2 separate regions of the Mus musculus genome follow, and region 2 is linked to region 1. A link is a loop called in an ENCODE intact Hi-C map of the cell type or tissue named here. Cell type or tissue: heart. All regions are shown on one strand. Each heading gives the region's core, and the rest is flanking DNA. Links, peaks and the distances in the headings are about the cores only.

Region 1 (10,448 bases), core at 1,306-9,305:
CACCGTTTGGGGGACCAAGAACTTGTGGCTAAACAGGTTATAGGCCCTAGAGGAGAATCTACTATTACTCAGCTAAATGGACATCTAGCAAACCGTTTCTTAATGACTTAGGATTATATTCATAGATTACTACCTCTGACAACCTTTATATAGCAGGGCAGTTGAACATATGAAATCATAGCACTTGTGATAGCATATATAAGACTTGAGGAAGCTCAAGCCAGGCAAAATTCCATCATGGAGAGTGGAGATGGGCACAAAGTCCCATCCCCAACTCCTTAGAGCTATTGGCAATTAGTAGCTTGAAAGGTGCTAAAATGGCCACAGAGCCAGAAGCAAGAGTCTGTGATGTCTAGGTCCTCCCTTGTGCTCAGTTGCTAGAGATATTTCCTTTGGAAGCAGGTGCCCTGGAAAAAGATCTGTGCAAACTATAAGTCGGATGTCTAACTGATGCAGTGAGTATCAGGAGCCCAATTACTTCTATTGAACCCAGGCTTCTCATCTGTAATGTTAAAATATTGGCAGATATAGATTGAAGTCTTTCTACTCCTACAGGCAACTCTTTCTATAAAGAAAGAGGATTTCTCAATTAAGATTCGGTAATTGTATATTGGCTGCTCAAAAGACTGTTTCTTTTTGCATATAGAATCTCACTTTCCACGTCACTAAATTTATTCACTTTATGATAATGGTGGTGGTGGTGGTGGTGGTGTGTGTGTGTGTACACATGTGCACATACATGTAAATGTACCACAGTATGCATATGGAGGTCAGAGGACATATTTTTAAAGTTTCCTTCCCCCATTGGCCCAGGGAGTTGAACTCAGGTTGTCATGCTTGCCTGGCAAGTACTTTAACCATGACCCATCTCTGTCATCCACCAATACCATGTGTAATGACATTTTCTCCCTTGACGATGGGTCTACTTCTCAGTCTTCTGTGTTTGTGTCTACGTACATTCCACATTGAGTTCATTACTATAACCTTATAGAAAAGCTGGGAGTCAGACAGTGGAAGACTTCAACTCCTCTTCAGTTTTGATAGCACGTTTTAATAAGTAAATGTGGAAATATTGGAGAGGTTTTTTTTCCCACTTTGAACACTCATATATATCCTCAAAGCATCCATTCACTTTCTATAGTAATGTGCACTAGTTGCTACCAAGCCTGAAGGAGTCTAAAGAGTCTTATAAGTCCTTTTCATATTGTCTTGCAAAGGGATCTATGACTCGTATCATTCCATGTCCATGAAGTGGCCTTCTCTCTGAGGTTACATTCATGGGTTCTCAGCACCACGGGGACAAGTAGGTGAATTACAGAACAGCTCTGCTTTTGAGACTGTCAAGTGACCTTGCTTTCACATTGTTTCTTGATTCCTGAGAGTCTGTCTCCTCCCTTCAGTGGCTTTATAAGCCAGGAGTGCAGGTGGCAACAAGCTATGTTTAAGTCTTTGGAGCTTCCTGAAAATTACAGTCACTTCCACCAACACTCTTGAATTAGATGAAGAAAGAAAGGTCATATGAATGTTTATATCACAACTCAGGGTAATTTGTGCTGAAAACAGACCCCCATCCTCTGTTTCTGAATGAAAAGGCTCTCTCCTCTGCTCCCAAAAGTATTGTTTTTAGAACAAAAAAAGTTTCGATTGCTGAAAAAAGTATGAATTATTTATTCATCACTCTATTATTATCATCCAATAATAGAATAGTATATTCTATTATTATCACCCAATTTATGCTTTTCTTTTTTGTGTGTGAATGTGTGGCATATGCCTGTTTGTGTACTGGTGTCTGAACCTGTGTGTATGTGACTAGAGGTCAGAGCTAGATGGTGGGCGTCTTCCTCAGTCACGCTCCACCTTAGTTTTTGAGACAGGGACTCGTACTGAACCAGACGCTCACTGTTCTGATTAGACTTTCTGGCCAGCAAGTCCCTGGGATTCTCCTGTTTCTACTCCTTAGCAGGTGACAGGAAAGTGCTGTTGCGAGGGGCTTTTAATGAGGTGACGGAGATCTGATCTCAGGGCCCATACTTGTACAGCAAATGCTCTTATCCTCTGAGCCATCTCCTAGTTCATCCTAATTCACCCCCCTAATCCATACTTTTCTTTCAAAACCATAGAATCATAAAATTTAATAATGAGGCATTTGGTGGTATGCGATGAGTGTCTTTCCATAAGAATATCTCGTAGTTACCAATATTATTGGAAGAAGCCCATAAAATATCAATGTTTAGAGGAAATGCTTTTCTCCACTGAATTGTGCATGTCCTAATAGAATGTGCTGGACATAACGTGGTCTCTCCTAGTGACTCAGGGACTGTAGTGTTTGTGCCTGGCCTAAAGGGTCTAATGCGTTCCATGTTTCACTTTCAACACTCCCTTGCTGTTGGAACACCTTTTGTTTCTTAGTGAGATAATGAGATTATTGAACAGCTGTGTTAGAAATGAGAACACCAAGCTTGTTGGGACTGAGAAAGATCTAAGAGAAAATGAGCCTGTTTGGGGCCCAAAGGTGTCTCTAATGAGCTGGTGACATGGCTTGCCTCTTCAGTAACTCAGAATTCTCAGTTTTGTGATAGATAGTTAAAATAACTGGAAATAACCAGTTGAGCATGTATAGGGGAGAGAATGCATAGTGTCTTTATGTGCTAAGCATAAAAGAGTTAAATGTGTAATATGGGGTTTGCATTTGTCAAGAAAGCTGTATACATCTCCTTTGGATATAAGCTCTCGGGGAGCTGGAAAGAATCCAGTAGTTTAGAGTACTCAGTCTTAGAAGAGTCTTCAGGAAGACCTGCGTTTGGATCCCAGCACTCATGCTTGCCCTGTGGCTCACAACTGCAAATGACTCCAAATCCAGGACATTCAATGCCTCTGCCCTATTTCTGATTTGGTCACCTGCATTAGCGCACACTCATGCACACCACACACACACACACACACACACACACACACACACACACACACACTATTCAGCCAGTAAAATGCACAGCACAGGATCAGAGGGACCTGGATTCAGATCTCCATCACCCATGTAAAAGCTCAGGCATGGTGGCCCATATCGATATCCTAGAGCTGGGGAGGTGAAGACAGGAGAGCCCTGGACCTCACTGGCCGGATAGTTAAACTGATCTGGAGAACTCCAGGGTCATTGAGAGACTCTGTTTCCAGCAAACAACATGCCCCACCCCCCTCCAAAAGCCAGCAAAACAAACAAACAGACAAATGCAAAACAAAATCAAACACAGTACAATGGGGGCAAGCACTCAATGTCAACCTTTGGACTCCAATCACATGATACACATGTCAGTCATTCAGGTTATCAATACTAAGCACCCAATAAATGTCCCTTCAATTAATGAAAAAATACACACACTTCATACTTTTTGACCATATTGGCAACTTCTACAATTTTGTTTTTTCCCTGTTAATGTTGGAATTGTATTACTCCCCAATTCATTATTGAAGTTCTGATGACATCACTGTGACTGATATCCACAGTGCACTTGCTCAAGAGGCTACATTTCTGGATAACCTACTTTATGTTTCGACACTCTTCACAGTGATTAATTATTCTGTTTGTGTCTCCCATCATGGAATGGGGGCATTTAAAACCCATTTGACACTTTATAATGCATGAAATGCCAGATATGATGGTGGTATTGAAAGGCAGATACAAGATAGAGGTTTTTAAATCAATCTATCAGACCAAAGGGGGGGTTTATTCTTCAACTGATATTACCCTTAAAAGCCACAAAATGTACCAAATTTAATGATGAGAACAAATTAACTGAACCTCTGTCAGTCCATCAGTAAAACAATGATCTGAGGATAGGAAAAAATATATTGAACCCACCACAGAAGACAAGTGGATTTGGGGTGCTGAGAGGGATGATCAGAAGTTTTCCATTGAATTTTTAAGTGTGTGTGTGTGTGTGTGTGTGTGTGTATTGTATACATGTGTGGCTGGAGAGATGCCTCAGAGGATAAGAACATGTAGGGAACTTTTAGAAGATCTAAGATAGATTCCCAGAATCCATGTCACAAGGTTCATAACCACCTTTAACTGCATCTCCAGGGAATATGAAAATCTCTGACCTCTCTACATGCACCTACACTCACATGTGTACAGCCACACAAAGACAAACACACGTACATATGATTGCTTGATAAACAAACAAACAAACAAACAAATTTAAAAAACCAGATTTGGGAGCAGCGACAGTATTTTCCCAAGAGGGATGACTCTAACTATTGCATATTCTTTGCTGTTACAGCTTATCCATCTTGGCTCCTGTCCTTACTGTGTGGCTTCACAGTTTTAACAATGACTCCATCCAAAGGTCTCCCCTTCCTCATGTTTCTAAATTTCCCAGTGCCAGAATTATCTGCTTGTTTCTTGGTTTGGGTCTGGTGGACAGACTGATCAACATTAAGTATATCTGTAAATCTCAACTGCCTACTCTGGGGTTCTATGCACAAGCCTGAACCCATGGCTTATGCAGCCATGGACTGGATAGATTATGTGTGCCCTCTATATAATACCTATGATAAAACTTAATTGACAAATTAGGCACTAGCAATCAGCCACAACTACTACAAATAAAATAGAACAAATGTATGAATTATTTTGGGAATTTTCCATTCAATAGTTTCTGTCCACAGATTACTATGGGTAACAAAGGGCATAGAGAACAAAGACATGAACAGGGGTGACTACTTGTATAGCAAAGTCCTGTTCCACAAGCTGGGTGACTACTTTTGGTTCTGTGAGCCAGGCTAAGGCCTACAATGCCCTGCTCTGATTAATAAATCCCTTGGAAGTTCTGAATATGCTGTGCAGCCAGCGTGTCTGATCTGTCTGTGCTCTCTGATAGAATAATTCTTGATTCTAGCAGTCCATTGAGTTAAAGTAGGGTCAACAGCCTGTTTATAAAGAAGTACAATATTTTACATCATTAAGGCTGGGAAATAGCTACAGACATTGAGTGGTTTTCTTTCTAGTCTAGTTCCTATGAAGACAAGATGTCAGCGACCCAAGGATGGCACCCTTAGTAATTTATTAAACCTATGCAAAGAAGGATGCTTTTTCCCGTTTGCATTCTTTTGTTTCAGTATTTCTGAAGCCCCAGTACAGGACGGGTTCTCGTGTGTCTCAGGTGATTTTTATAAGATTTATTCATCTATCTCGCGTCTATGTGAGCTCACTATAGCTGCACAGGGTGTGAGCCTGCGTGGGGGTCTCTGGGAATCGAGTGACAGGACCTCTGAGCGCTCCGGCCTCGCCCCAGACATTTAGAGTTTTTTGGGGGGTGTCAGGGTTTTGCTGCTTTTTTAAAGAGTAGTGTTTAGTGCTCTTGAGTATTTTTATTTAAAATGCTAGGGTTTTATTTTTGGGGTTTAAGAGTTTTAGGGTCTCCAGGCAGGGGTGGCACACGCTTTTCATCCCAGCAGCACTTGGGACGAGGCAGAGGCAGTGGATCTCTGAGTTCGAGGTCAACCTGGGCTACAGCGTGAGCTCCCACACGATAAGCACACGAGACTTTTTTTATTTTATATAAAAATCACGGCCGCCCGCCCTTGTCTTTGCAGACGCGGATCTCTCTGCGGGGGGCGGGGGGGGGCGGTTTCAGTCTCTGGGGCTGTCAGTCACGGTCGGGCGGGCGGGACTTCTGGCGCTGTTCCCTGCTCCTGGAAACAGTGAGTGGGGAAGCTTCCCGATTGGAAGCTGCTGCCGTCAATCACAGCGGAGTGGGCGGGACTTCCCGCCACAGACCAGCACTCTCAAGCAGAGCGCGTGCACAGACCCGAGCCTCCTGTTTTCCCGCCGCTGCCACCCGAAAACGGCCCGCCAGGGTCTCTCCGCCGCCGCCGTGAGCGCCGCTGTCCCGGGGACAGCGGATTGGAAGCAGGCAGTCACTGGCCGTGGACAGGAAGTCTCTCTCCCGCCATCTCAGGTCAGTGCAGTGGCGGGCATGTCCCTGCCTCAGCCTCGAGGCATGCTGGGAGTTGTAGTTCTGTTCCGGCTTTGGGTCCTCTGAGCCTCGCCCCCTTTTTCTTTTTTTTTTTTTTTTCGAGACTGGGTTGATTTTTTTGTTTTTTGTTTTTTGTTTTTGTTTTCTTTTTCATGGGACTAGACTTTATTTATTTAATTTATTTATTTTTATTAGATATTTTCTTTATATACATTTCAAATGCTATCCGGAAAGTTTTCTATACCCTCCCTCTGCCCTGCTCCCCTACCTTCCCACTCCCGGTTCTTCCCTGTATTGGGGTATATAAAGTTTGCAATACCAAGGGGCCTCTCTTCCCAGTGATGGCCGACTAGGCCATCTTCTGCTACATATGCAGCTGGAGATATGAGCTCTGGGGGTACTGGTTAGTTCTATTGTTGTTCCACCTATAGGGGTGCAGACCCCTTCAGCTCCTTGGGTGCTTACTCTAGCTTCTTCATTGGGGGCCCTGTGTTCCATCTTATAGATGACTGTGAGCATCCACTTCTGTATTTGCCATGCACTGACATAGCCTCATATAAGACAGCTATAACAGGGTCCTTTCAGCAAAATCTATCAGGCATTGTGCAATAGTGTTTGGGTTTGGTGGCTGATTGTGGGATGGATCCCCAGGTGGGGTAGTCTCTGGATGGTCCATCCTTTCGTCTTAGCGCCAAACTTTGTCTCTGTAACTCCTTTTAGTATTTTGTTCCCAATCTAAGGAGAAATGAAGTATCCACCCATTGGTCTTCCCTCTGCTTGATTTTCTTGTGTTTTGCAAATTGTATCTTGGGTGTTCTATGTTTCTGGGCTAATATCCACTTATCAGTGAGTGCCTACCTAATGACTTCTTTTGTGATTGGGTTACCTCACTAAGGATGATATCCTCCAGATACATCCATTTGTCCAAGACTTTCATAAATCCATTGTTTTTAATAGCTGAGTAATACTCCATTGTGTACATGTACCACATTTTCTGTATCCATTCTTCTGTTGAGGGACATCTGGGTTCTTTCCAGCTTCTGGCTATTATAAATAAGGCTGCTATGAACATAGTGGAGCATGTGTTCTTATTACCAGTTGGAACTTCTTCTGGGTATATGCCCAGGAGAGGCATTGCTGGATCTACCGGCAGTACTATGTCCAATTTTCTGAGGATCTTCCAGACTGACTTCCAGAGTGCTTGTACAAGCTTGCAATCCCACCAACAATGGAGGAGTGTTCCTCTTTCTCCACATCCTCGCCAGCATCTGCTGTCACCTGAATTTTTGATCTTAGCCATTCTGACTGGTGTGAGGTGGAATCTCAGGGTTGTTTTGATTTGCATTTCCCTGATGATTAAGGATGTTGAACACCTTTTCAGGTGCTTCTCAGCCATTCGATATTCCTCAGGTGAGAATTCTTTGTTTAGCTCTGAACCCCATTTTTTAATGGGATTATTTGAATTTCTGGAGTCTAGCTTCTTGAGCTCTTTGTATATATTGGATATTAGTCCCCTATCAAAAGAAAAATCCTTTTTTTTTCTTTCTTTTTTGTTTTTTTTTTTTTTTTTGAGACTGGGTTGTTATTTTTTCTAATTATTTTTTATTTTTAATTTTTGAATGTTTAATATTTATTTATTTATCCATCTATCTATTTCTCTATATTTTGGTTTTTTTAAGATTTATTTATTATTATATCTAACTACACTCTAGCTGTCTTCAGATGCACCAGAAGAGGGGTGTCAGATCTCTTTATGGATGGTTGTGAGCCACCATGTGGTTGCTGGGATTTGAACTCAGGACTTCAGAAGAGCAGTCAGTGCTCTTAACCACTGAGCCATCTCACCAGTCCATAATGTTGGTTTTCCCCATACTTGGTGTCTCTGGGCTTAACCCTGAGACAGATGCTCTGGCCTGCCACCTGGTGGCGAAAGGTTGTCACTGCAATGCTCCCCTTTTTGTGAGAAAGAGAGAGAGAGAGAGAGAGAGAGAGAGAGAGTGTGTGTGTGTGTGTGTGTGTGTGTGTGTTTGTTTTTTGTTTTTGTTTTTTCTTGAGGCAGGGTTTCTCTGTATAGCCCTACTGTCCTAGAACTCACTCTGTAGACCAGGCTGGCCTTTAACTCAGAAATTCCGCCTGCCTCTGCCTCCCAAGTGCTGGGATGAAAGGCGTGGGCCACCACCGCCCAGCTGAGTTTTTTTTCTGATTGGTGAGCACAGCTGAGTGGGCGGAGCTGGTGATTGACAGGCAGATTGAGAGGGTGGCTACATCACCATGTCATCCCCCTGCCTCAGCTTCGTCCTTACTCAAGGGAATCCCCCTGCCTCAGTGTCACACCTGCTTTCATCCCTTCCCGCCCCCCTGCGCTGCCAACATAAAAAACTGACCACAGGTTTTAGGCACCGCGGTGTGCTGCTGCTATATATGTGTACATGTGAGGGAAGGAAGTATTTTAGTGGATCCCACAGTTAAGAGACTTAATTGTAAAGACTTTAGATTTTAAAAGATATTGGATATTTTTAGAGGATTGAACTTTTAATATGTAAAGATTGTGGGACTTTTTAAGAACTAAGGGTTGAGGCTTACTAGGGATGTGTTTGTGTGTCAAGTTGACAAGGGGTCAATTGTATTGGCTGGTTTTGTGTGTCAACTTGACACAGGCTGGAGTTGTCACAGAGAGAGGAGCTTCAGCTGAGGAAATGCCTCCATGAGATCCAGCTGTAAGGCATTTTCTCAATTAGTGATCAAGGGGGAAAGGCCCCTTGTGGGTGGGACCATCTCTGGGCTGGTAATCTTGGCTTCTATAAGAGAGCAGGCTGAGCAAGCCAGGGGAGGCAAGCCAGTAAAGAACATCCCTCCATGGCCTGTGCATCAGCTCCTGCTTCCTGACCTGCTTGAGTTCCAGTCCTGACTTCCTTTGGTGATGAACAGCAATGTGAAAGACTAAGCTGAATAAAACCTTTCTTCTCCAAGTGCTTCTTGGTCATGTTTGTGCAGGAATATAAAATGGAAAACAGGGTGTTAGGGGTCAGCAGACACCAAGCGAGACACAGTATATAAGGATGCGATAACACTAAGGAACGTAATATATAACATGATAATAATATATAGTACAACATATGCTTTTATAACAATTTTTCACATTTAAAATAATAATGATAATAATAGTAATAATAATAATATTTTAAATTTTAACTTCAAATTTATATTTTTCTGGATGGCTGCGTCCGCGGTCCAGAGTTTGTACTTCTGAATACTTTTTAAAAAGTTTTTTTATATAATAAAAGTGATCTGTAACGTGTGATAATATGTAGTGTATGTAACATGAAGGACAGTATATTACAATATAATAGCAGAAAATATATAATATATAATGTGTATATATACATGAGTAATATATAATAAAATATATATTTAAAAATGATATATAATATAACATATATCTAATATATAATAAAATAATTTTATACAAGATAAGTCCAAGCAAGGCCCACTGCACAGCACAGCGGTTCCCAACACCTGGTGCCTCGGCCTCGATGCTCTGTACGACTCAGGCAGGTTTGCCTACTCCAAAACCATACCGACGCTGAGAAACAACAAAAACAGGAAGAAAATCCTGATGTTACGGCCACTTCCAGTTATGATACGGTCACTTCTGGTCATGCTGTAGCCACTTCCTGTGACGACACGGTCACTTCCAGTCCCTTCTGGTCATGGTGTGGTCGCTTCATGTGACAACATGGTCACTTCCGGTCAGGGTATAATCACTTCCTGTCACTGTGCAGCCACTTCCTATCCCAGTATTCTCATGTCTGGTCATGGTATGGCCACGTCCTGTCACGGTGGAGTCACTTCCTGAATCTATATTATGTCTATGGATTATAATGTATGGTTTATAGGTAAACATTTGTCTTTTTATATTTATCAGTTTTTATACAAACCCTTAAACTTACACATACATTCACATATGTTCACTTATATATTGAAATTTATGTATATATCATATATTTATCAATATTAATATACATATTGCATATATATATCTATAATATATTAGATATAATGTAAATAACATAAATAGTTTAAGTATATATTTATGTTTATGTATATATTAGATATAATTATCTTATATAATGTATATATAACAATATATATAATTATATATGATATATATTAAAGTATGTAATATATTATATGTTTAATTTATATACATTTTATATTTATAAATATTTTTATATAAATATATATGAAATATGTTTCATATACTATAAATATATATTTATAATTAATGAAATTAAAATATATAAAATATGTATAAATATATACATATATACATACATTATATATGAGCTTGGCACCCGCCATGTCAGTGCCCTGTGCGTATCCATGATGTATACATTATATATGATGTGATGTATACACTATATATGGTGTAATATAAAAGTATACGCATACATGTGTATCTGTATATATGTT
Region 2 (10,448 bases), core at 761-8,760, 360 kb before region 1:
CTCCTTAAGAGCCTTTCCCCACAAACTGAGCTGACTGCTAGAGAACTCAGCAGGGAACAGGGCAGCCTCTGCTGGTGCAACGCAAACACACTGCTCAATCAGCGACTTTTGAAGTTCATGTTTTCAAACGTCAGAGCTCAAAAAAAAAACAGGATACCACTGCTTCTGTTTTTAAATGTTAGCAAAATATTGCCAGGACTCCTCAACTTCACTGGCTGGAAAATACACCGGTTCATTCTAACTTTTATGACTGTGTCTCTTCTCGGCTGACCATCGCCCTGCTGGTTTTATAAGTCGTTACTATTTTTGCAGATGATTAATAATATGTGCACAAGCTTCAGAACGTCCTCATTTCTTCAGATTTAGAGAAACACAGGACATCCACAAGATGATAGTCTAAATCCAAAATGCTTGATTTACCCTTGCTCTGTAACTTAAACAATTACTATTCATAAAATGAATTTATTTCAACTTACCACAATCAATGTCTTATCAGATGCAGTAATGGCACAAATTGGATCCCTTGTACCCTAAAATTAACCGATCATTTTATGTAATATTTATTGAATAACAAAGGACATCCAAAACTCATATGCAATTATTAAAACATATAGTAATACATTTGCCAATATAACAATTTTATTTACTAAGCACCTACTATGTGTCAATCACTAAAGTAAATACTAATGCTACTTCAATGAAATCTTGATCTCCAAGAGATTACTTAAAAGCATCTTCCAAAGACTATAAATTAAACATCTAACTATAAATACTCTATTAAAAGAGATACAAGTGGATTATAGAAACACATAGGGAGAAGTAGATGGGGAAACACCTAAGCTTAGCTATTAGAGCTGTGCTCAGGGGTAAGCACGTGACACCAGAAGGGTAAATAGGAGAGTCCTGCAACCACCAGGATCTAATGACGAGCATCGTGCTTAGCAAGAAAAGCCAGGCACCATAGTTCCTTATATCTAACAAACCAGTCAGCCAGAAGTCACTGTTCTCTCTGGAGAACTACAGGGGCAGACTGATCTCTCAGCTGAGGAGCATGAGAGAGGGAAGAGCATGGAGAAAGTTCCTTACGTGGTAAAATTATTAACATTTCCGTCAGCACAGCTCACAGACAGCTGTGGCCCAAGAGAGCTGTAAATGCAGCCCGAAAGTCACAAAGCCATAAACTTAGAACATTTTAAACTTGGGACTGCAAAGACTGCTGAGAAGGTAAGTGCCTGCTGCCCAAGCCGGAGGCCCTGAGTTGGGTCCCGAGCCACCATGTAAAAAGCAGATGTGACAGTGTTTAAGGAATTGTAAAGTGGTGCCCTATTTACTAGACCCACATTCTTGATCGAGTCCCTAATAAAATTACGTTTCCTTATCTTCAGACAGTAACGCTGACGAAAATCAAACCACCTACTTGAATGGCTTTACTGTAATCAAACACCCCATCCACAGATCCGGAAGGGACATCATCAACGTGATAAATTCTGTTAGAAAGAGCAAACCACAAGCGTGAAGAAAGGGAGGGTTATATTGCTTCATGATCTCTACAACTAAGGACTGAACGACTACAGTGAACATTCTTATCTAACAGGAAAACCCTGATTTTTTTTTTTTAAAGAGTTCTTGATATGGCTGAATCTCACAAAAGGAGAAACTACCCAGCGAAGATTTAGAGCTATATAAGTCATCTGTTCAACAAAGCCATCCCCACTGTGAACAACCAAGCTATGCAGTCCCAATAAAATCCATTAAGCTGTGAGATTTTTGCCTGACTGCTGATCAAGAGTAACTGTCCGTTTATTAATTTATTTGCTTGCTTGTTTGCTTGCTTGCTTGCTTATAGTCTCTCTCTAAGTAGCCTTGGTATGTCTCAAACTCAGAATCCTCCAGCCTTATCCTCCTGTCCACTACAACTTCAGGATTGTGAAGTAATAACTTCATACAGAACTTCCTGTTGTTTACCAAACACATTTACACATCTTCATGTTGAAGCTTACTTCAGGAGTCCCTTTGTCCTCATGTGTCTGAATGGCAGAGTCCTCTTTATGCCCACTTACCAGAACCACTCCAATGTAGACTCCTGGAATCCAAGTCTTTGGAAAGAAGCCACATGCCCAGTTCACCTCTCCCTAAAGCCCTCCTCCATGCCTGTGTGTAAGGACAAGCATCTCCATGCCTGTGTGTAAGGGCAAGCATCTCCATGCCTGTGTGTAAGGGCAAGCATCTCCATGCCTGTGTGTAAGGGCAAGCATCTCTATGCCTGTGTGTAAGGGCAAGCATCTCCATGCCTGTGTGTAAGGGCAAGCATCTCCATGCCTGTGTGTAAGGGCAAGCATCTCCATGCCTGTGTGTAAGGGCAAGCACCTCCATGCCTGTGTGTAAGGACAAGCATCTCCATGCCTGTGTGTAAGGGCAAGCATCTCTATGCCTGTGTGTAAGGGCAAGCATCTCCATGCCTGTGTGTAAGGGCAAGCATCTCTATGCCTGTGTGTAAGGACAAGCATCTACTTCTGATTGATGCTAGGGTCACCTCCTAGAAAGACCCCGATACAACTAACCTATGGGAATGAGGCTTCAGTAAGATACTCATTTTTTAACTGAATGACAGTAATTTCAGTGTACCACTACTATGTGGAGTAGGTCACACAGCTATTTCCTAACCAAATAAATCCTCACAGATTTCCAGTCTTTATCAATATCAAAAAAAAAATCTGTTTTGTTTACACCATGCCAACTTTCTTTTACTTTGATAAATTTAAATAGATCCTTTTAAAAGATATTCAAATTAAACAAAAGTACTTCTATTATGAGCCTGTTGTGGTGGCACACGCCTTTAATCCCAGCACTCAGGAGGCAGAGGCAGGCGGATTTCTGAGTTCGAGGCCAGCCTGGTCTACAGAGTGAGTTCCAGGACAGCCAGGGCTATACAGAGAAACCCTGAAACCCTGTCTCAGAAAACCAAAAAAAAAAAAAAAAAAAAAAAAAAAAAAAAGGACTTCTATTAATCAAGGCAATGTATATTTCTCAAGAATGGCAATAGATAATTAACTATGTCTGGATCCAATACGGTATAGTTGCTTATTAAATATATATCAAAAAACATACCTTTCTCTTCCTTCTTTTCGAGACCGTGTGATCTGATTAATTTCCAGTGCTGTGAGCTTCTTTGCCACACGATATTGCCAGGTATAAAATGCTTCTTTTGAAGCTGCTATCACATGGGTTTTGGTCATTGCAACAAATAATGGTACTATTAAAAGGAACAGAAAGACAGCTAAGCTATAGTTACACAGAAACAACTTCACACCACTGAGCCCAACTCCTCATTTTAGAAATAATAAACCCAGTCTTGAAATATGCACAGACAGTCTCTCAAATCAGGCAAGAATCTAAAGTTACTAGGATCACACAAAAAATATTAAGTAAAATGGATCTGCGATGTACAAGGATCAAGAGCTAAAACCCCAGGCCTTTTTAAAGAGTCCTTACGAGTATAGGGGTCAGTGGAAGCGCATTTGCTCCGCGTGGGAGAAGTCACTCAATCCTCAGTGTCACGGAAAGAAAGAGGAGCAGCCTTTTAAGTAGTCTATTACTTTATGTGCATGAGTGTTTTTCCTGCATATGTGTCTATGTGAAGGTGTTAGATCCTCTCGAGTTAGAACCACATAATTGCTGGGAATTGAACCCAGGTCCTCTGAAAGAGCAGCCAACACTCTTAACCACGGAGCCATCTCTCCAGCCCCAGAAGTAAATCTTTGTGAGTCAGGGTTAGGCAACAGTTGATGCCTTAGGCATGACACCAAAAATGATGTAACAAAAATAAAGAAATTGAATCTTATAAGGAATTAATGGTTATAAACATACATATAAGACTGTCCAAAAAAATATTTAACAAAAGAAAAACTTTTAAGAAGGCAAAGAATCTAAGTGAACACTTCTCCAATAAGACACACAAATACTCATGAAAACATAACCAGCATCATTAGCCACCAAAACCTGGTGTGTCACATGATCCTCACTGAACATGGAAGCTACAACTGGCGTGTCACATGATCCTCACTGAACATGGAAGCTACCTGGCATGTCACATGATCCTCACTAGCATAGCTAGAATTTTAAAAAGTAAGGCAAGAATTGATCAGGGCATAGAGAAAAAAATGAAAATGTAAAATACTCTAAAAGAACCTTCCAAAGTTTCTCAAAATGTTGACTACAGAGTTACACATTACCTAGCAATTCTGCTCCACGGTGTATGTCTAAGAGAAGCAAACACACACACACAAATTTACAGTCAGGTGCTCAAAACAGTGTTCCACATAGACCCAACATGTGGAAACAACTCAGATATCCACCAGCTGTTGAACCCAATCTCTTTCTCCCCTCCTCAGTACCAATTACAGCCAGATCTAAACATTTATCTTTTTGTTCTTGCTCTCATTTGTACTGCATTTCCACTTCACTTAGCAAACGAGAAGACACAGCCCAAGTGTCATGCTGCTAGGCAGACATGTCACTGACCACCTCTTGGGTATGCTTTTGTGAAGCAAAGCGCCTCAGCAACTCCAACAGTGGATTAAAAGATGGGAGACTAAACAGTAAAATAATCACCTAAACTCATAGAATAATACTAAGATAAAGTTAAATATGCAAACAAAATATATGAAAGCAAAGCAGCTCTCTGTAAGGGGCATTACTCTCTTTTCTGAGCTCATGAATAATCAAACACTGTGAACTGTTTCTGCTTATACTGCAAAGCAATGAGGCCAGTGTTGGACGTTTGTCACACAACTAGCCAGGGGCATGTTTTGGCAGCAGGACACTTAGAAACTGAACAGTAGACGCTCCCCCTGGCAGCGTACTATTAACTGAGTAGATTGACAACTCAGGAACTCAAACTCAATAAAGTTGTGTCGGATTTTTTTTTTTTTTTTTTTTTTTTTTTAATTTCAGGCTTTCAAAGTTTTTCTGTTCAAAGCAAATCATATACTATTAGTGACCTCTAGAGGGAGCACGAAGCTTTCATTGCCTTGCACAAAATCAAAGCCTGGTGAAATGGCAGCCAAACCTCCAGAGGGTGCTAAAGCCAGCCAGGTTGTCTTCTCACTGACTTTACTAAATCTAATAAATATTTAGTAAATTCACCATGAATATTTCAATTCTGGTAATTGCACTCTAATTGGTTTGAGGTTCACCAACCTTTACTGCTTCCTGGTAAAATATGACATTTCCAAAGCATATTTCTCAACCAGTGTTTAATTACAATTATGAGTTACATTCATGTCCTTTTATTCTTTTTTTTCCATACAATTTATTCTGATCACACTTTCCACTCCCCCATGTTCTTTATTCTTAATACTTCATGAATATGAGAATTTATTGCTATCCTGATTAATTCAAAATTAAAATGTTACTGGTTCAAAAGACAAGTCGGGCTTCTTGGATTCAAATTGCAAACACTTCATAATTATGATGTTAACAATTATGTTTCTCTCTCTGAACCTCAGTTTACCTGCCAATTGAAAATAACAATATCAGCTCTATAGAACTGTTTTAAGGATTAAAAGAGAAAATAAAGGATAACACGGTACATGCTTAGTAATTTTAAATGCTTAATAATTTTAAATACATGCAAGCACTCTTGTAAACACATTATATGCATTAACTCACAGCCACTGTATAAGGCGGACAGTGCTATCATTAGTTATCAGTTTAAAAAAAACTACCTGGTTATGAAGCAATTATAACTTATCTATGTTATACAGCTAGACAGTGGGCAAGTGGGACTTAAACTCAGGTCCTCTACGGCTCTTGAATCTGTGCTCAGAATCGCTGAAGTAGAATGGCCCTCAATAAACATCAGGACCCATTAGGCATGGTAGGTATCACTGTTTTTATTTTCATTTTCTATATGAATTTTTATAATGTAAAATACTCAGAATAAATATAAATATATATCAGAAAATACTTTCAATTAATGTACTAGCACTCTCGATAAATTCAAATGGGAACATAATGCCATCGTATAAATTCTGATAGACTTTCATTAAAAGATGAATTAAAGTCCAACTAAATGTATAAGTAAATGAAGATGAGGTCGCCAATCACAGTTTGATAGGAGGGCTCTATTGGTAAAGGTAATACACAGTTTGAGCACAGGACATGAAGAAGCCCATTGGTAATGACCAGGAAGCCTCTTTGCTCCTACAAGCTTTCACAGGACTAGAAGGTGCTGCTGTACCTTGTAGTTGCTGCTGAGGGAGAGGCATGGACAGCCTCACCCAGCTGTGAACCCGTGAGCTACACTAATGATTGGCATGTACCCATGATGTAACAGCGACACAGATGGTAGCAGGCTAACAAACTGCTGCTTGATCCACAGAGGAGCACTGGTACTAAAAATCTGGTTAGGAAGTCTGCAAACCTAGGGATAGACCTAATGTTATTATGCTACTAAATGGACATAACAACAAATTGTCCTCTGAATTCATACCCATAGAGCACTTCTCTTCATACTCATAAACTATGACAGCGCTCCATCGTTGGTTTCTCTGTGCAGTGAACAGAAATTCGCAACTAATCAAAATACAGAGAATAAGTGTTCATGGAGTCCTCAGCCACAAGAGATCATCAATTCAATCCCACACACCAGCCTTAGATGTGATCTCCATATAGTCCCGCCCCAAAGCTCAGGGACCATCAGAGAAGAGGTCAGAAAAGGACCAAAGTAAAACAGTGTCCTCTGGACATGGCAGGCCCGCTGCAGGCATGGCCTCACAGCAGCTGTGCTTGCCTAAGACCTGCTCAAGACCAAGCCAATCAACACTGTAGTGTGGGAGGGGGCGGGGCCCAGGACTCTGCATTCCTAAGGAATGATTGATGGTCGATGGCTTCTGTAGGAAGGAGAGTCAGGTATCTTAGTATGGTAGGTGAGCTACTCTACAGTGGACACCTTCACACCCAAGAGTATATGGACAGTACAAGTTGAACTCAGTAGGTTATTAAAACAAAACAGAAGGATAAAGTTGGAAGTGAGAAGTAGAAGTCATTGGGGCAAGGTGGGAGGTTAAACATGATCAAAATATTAATTAAAGTAGCATATTGAAAATGAAGGTAAACTTTGTTAAAGATTTATTTCTTTTTATGTATATGGGTATTTTGCCTGCATGTATGACTGTGCACCACGTACATACCTGGTGCACCTTGAGGCCAAAAAAGGACATCTGATCCCCTGGAACTGAATTAGACCCAAGTTCTCTAGAAGAGCATCCCATGTTCTTAACTGCTAAGCCATCTCTCCAGCCCCAAAGGAACATTTTAGGAGATAGAACTCCAAGTTTAGCAAGAGGCTCAGCCTCAATAAATTAAAGTAGAATGAGATTGAGGAAGACCTCCAACTTCAACTTCAGACCTCAACGTACATACACACGTGTGTGCCGACACATGTGAACATGCATATGCACAAACACACATACAACATACACATGCAACAAGTTTCAAACTAGGCAGAAAGATTAGTGCGGAGAGAATGTAAGAAACAATGCCTCCCTCAAATGAGCCTTAGCACTAATAGGCAGTCGTTAACAGCCAAGCCCAGATGTAAAATCATTTAAAACAATTTAGGAATTCACATTTAGGAAAAACCTGCTTGTAATATTTTAATGCTGAGGGCTGAATAAATTCCTGCATCCATAATGGTTTCCCTGCTTTGCCACTTATTCATTTCTTAGCACTTTAAAGAGCTGGAAAACTGGAATGCTGTCATCAAATTAGCCTTCTCAGAAATACATGGAAACCATCACTAGAAACCCACCAAAATGACTGCTGCACAGGCAGGCTGGTACTCTCGGGTACTCTGTGCCTTGTTCCCTCTCTCAGTGCTATCCTCTCCTTACATGCCACCTAAGGACATACTTAGAGGGATTTCCTTTGTTCTCAATTTTTGAGACAGCTATGTATTCCTAGCTGTCCTGGAACTCATCTGTAGACCAACCTGGACTCAAACTCAGAGAGTTCCACCTGCCTCTGCCTTCTGAGTGCTGGAATCAAAGGTGTGGGCCACCACTGCCTGGCACATTTCTTTTTAACTGCCTACTTATTTCTTTTTCTTTTTTAAGATTTATTTATTTTATGTATATGAGTACACTGTTGCTGTCTTCAGACCCACCAGAAGAGGGCATCGGATCCCATTTCAGATGGTTGTGAGCCACCATGTGGTTGCTGGGAATTGAACTCAGGACCTCTGGAAAAGCAGTCAGTGCTCTTAACCACTAAGTCATCTCTCCAGCCCCCAGCCCTGTATAGTTATTTCTTATAAGACATACTTATACACGCACATCCATTTATCCCAGTCACCAGCATGATACCTGGGGCACATGGCACTCAGCACAGAAGCAGTAAAGTGTTGCTCAACTGATTAACTAAACTTGATTTATTTATACATCCCATGAGGAATATCATAATCTCTTTATTTTCCCTAAGGACTGTTATAGTGTCTGAAATTATATATTTTTGATTTGCTAAAGAATCACTTTCAATTTAGATGACATGACATAAACACTGTCTATGCACTCAAGAAACATTTGTCGGGGCCAAGCACACTGTTGGGGATGGGGGACATGAAAGTCAGCTAGACATAGATCTTTAAGAAGTTAGACAATCACAGTCAGGAAAGTAGTAGTCACAGGCAGGGTGAGAAGGACTTAGGAGGAAGTATACTAAATCGATTATGGGGTTGGTGAGGTCACTCAGCGGTGAAGCACCTGGGCTGCACTTCCTTAGTTCAGTTCCCAGCCAACCACACTGTGGCTCACAACTGTCATAAAGGGATGTGATGTCCTGGCTCCACAGAAGAGCACCTAAAGAGGCCACAGAATGCCTCCTGCTGAGTACAGAATCCGTACTCTGTATAATGTAAAGTTTCTGTAGGTTTTTACAGAAACTGTCAAGCAGAAAGATAAAGAGCAAAAGCCCAAATCAGACATTCCAGATTAGCATCTCTCCTACAACTGGTGCTTTTGTTAGTTTCCCGACTCCATGAAAACTTCATGGGGATCTTAAAAGAGAACTGTCTGGGATATATATGAAACACAATGTTGAGTCTTCGTATCTGTTTGCTGTGGGCCAATGGATGAACTGTTGGTTAAAATTTCATCCAAGGAAACTAAACGTCAAAAAGTTTAAGACTCAAAAATACAAGTATTTATCATTTAACGAAGAGGAAGGATTTATGTTTAATTTTGTTTTAAAAAAATGGTCTACCTGGCATAAAAATTACTTTGAGTTTAACCCCAGGATATAGCAAATGACTCTACATTAAGACTTTTGGTGTTGAGAGAAAAAAACAACAATGTAAAGATTGGCAAAATTCACACCTTAAAGACATAATACTTTGATTCAGGGAAATGGCTCAGTAGGTAAGGACTCTTGCTATTGAGCACACACACAAAATAAAGGATGTAATACTTCTAGAAATAACAAATATACTCACATGACACATCTGTAATAATTATAAGCTATGCATTTTACTAACAGGGAATTTAGCATATGTATATATATGCATGTGTATATTATACATATAAATATGCACATGTGTATATAAACATACTTATGCAACAATGCATTAGACAAGAGGTTAAATATATCATTATATCACAATGAGTTACTAAAACCTAAACATGAGGCCATTACATCTTTAACAACCATTTGTTTTAACCAGACCTCAGCAAAATGCATTTAAGAGACATACCACTTTGTTTTTAGGATCAATCTTATTTTACGTGTATGAATGCTATGCTTGTATCTCTATATGCAGAGCACACGCATGCCTGGGATCCAGGAAAGTCAGAAGAGGCTGCTGAATCCCTACAACTGGAGCCCATTGTGAGCCACCATGTGAGTGCTGAGAATTGAACCAGGGTCCTCTCCAAGAGCAACAAATGCTCTTAGCCATTTAACTCTCTCTCCATTCCCAGTAACATGATTTTAAGATTCAATATCGAATCTGAAAGTAAATGAGTAGTTTATCGGAGTCAGAAAATAATACAGTGGGTTCTCAACTGTTTTGACTGAATTATGTTTGTCACCATTTCTAATATATGGCAGTACATTTTATAAGAGAGACATTAATTCTGGAAGCTGCAATGGCAGAAAATATTTTAATGGTTTTAAATAAGTTTCTTATAATAAGGCTTAAAAGTCCCCAGAGAGCCACTGTTATCTCTGTGGAGCAGAGGGAAGGGAGCAGCGAGAGTCACAAACGTCCTCAGAAAAAGAAGTGGGGGGTGTTTTAAGACTTTCTCTATTAATAGATTGGTTTCATTAGAAAGCACTGGAAAAAGCAAGCCTACCTTCTATGCAGCTAAGGAGTTTTTATGGGAGAGAAGTATTTACAAGCAGTTTATTAATAATAAAAGTGGTTTAAGAGCAAAATTCTTTCTACAACCCTG

What was found. A loop is a pair of places that touch in the nucleus more often than their neighbours do. Peaks named below come from ENCODE experiments on the same cell type or tissue, not always from the same donor. Only the 100,000 strongest peaks of a DNase experiment are listed, where the experiment ranks them.
Region 2: a loop joins it to region 1, with 10 times the contacts of the local background. A loop is called at or near these places in 7 of 42 quality-filtered maps.

What each region holds. Positions count from the first base shown.
Region 1 is chr12:8,636,351-8,646,798 of GRCm38, reverse strand. No RefSeq gene overlaps it. Among named protein-coding and RNA genes, the nearest start is that of Pum2, 33 kb to the left of the region's middle. In heart, for the core only: CTCF peaks have their summits at 5,948 and 7,898 (motif pointing left); DNase peaks (open chromatin) are centred at 5,738, 7,898 and 8,188; H3K4me3 peaks cover 1,529 bases; H3K27ac peaks cover 985 bases.
Region 2 is chr12:8,996,802-9,007,249 of GRCm38, reverse strand. It overlaps Wdr35 (WD repeat domain 35), which reads right to left. Exons shown (of 27, transcript NM_001159527.1): 12 at 3,109-3,253; 13 at 1,418-1,487; 14 at 477-530. Among named protein-coding and RNA genes, the nearest start is that of Ttc32, 28 kb to the left of the region's middle. In heart, for the core only: CTCF peaks have their summits at 4,829, 5,042 and 8,159 (motif pointing right); no DNase peak of the experiment used is centred there.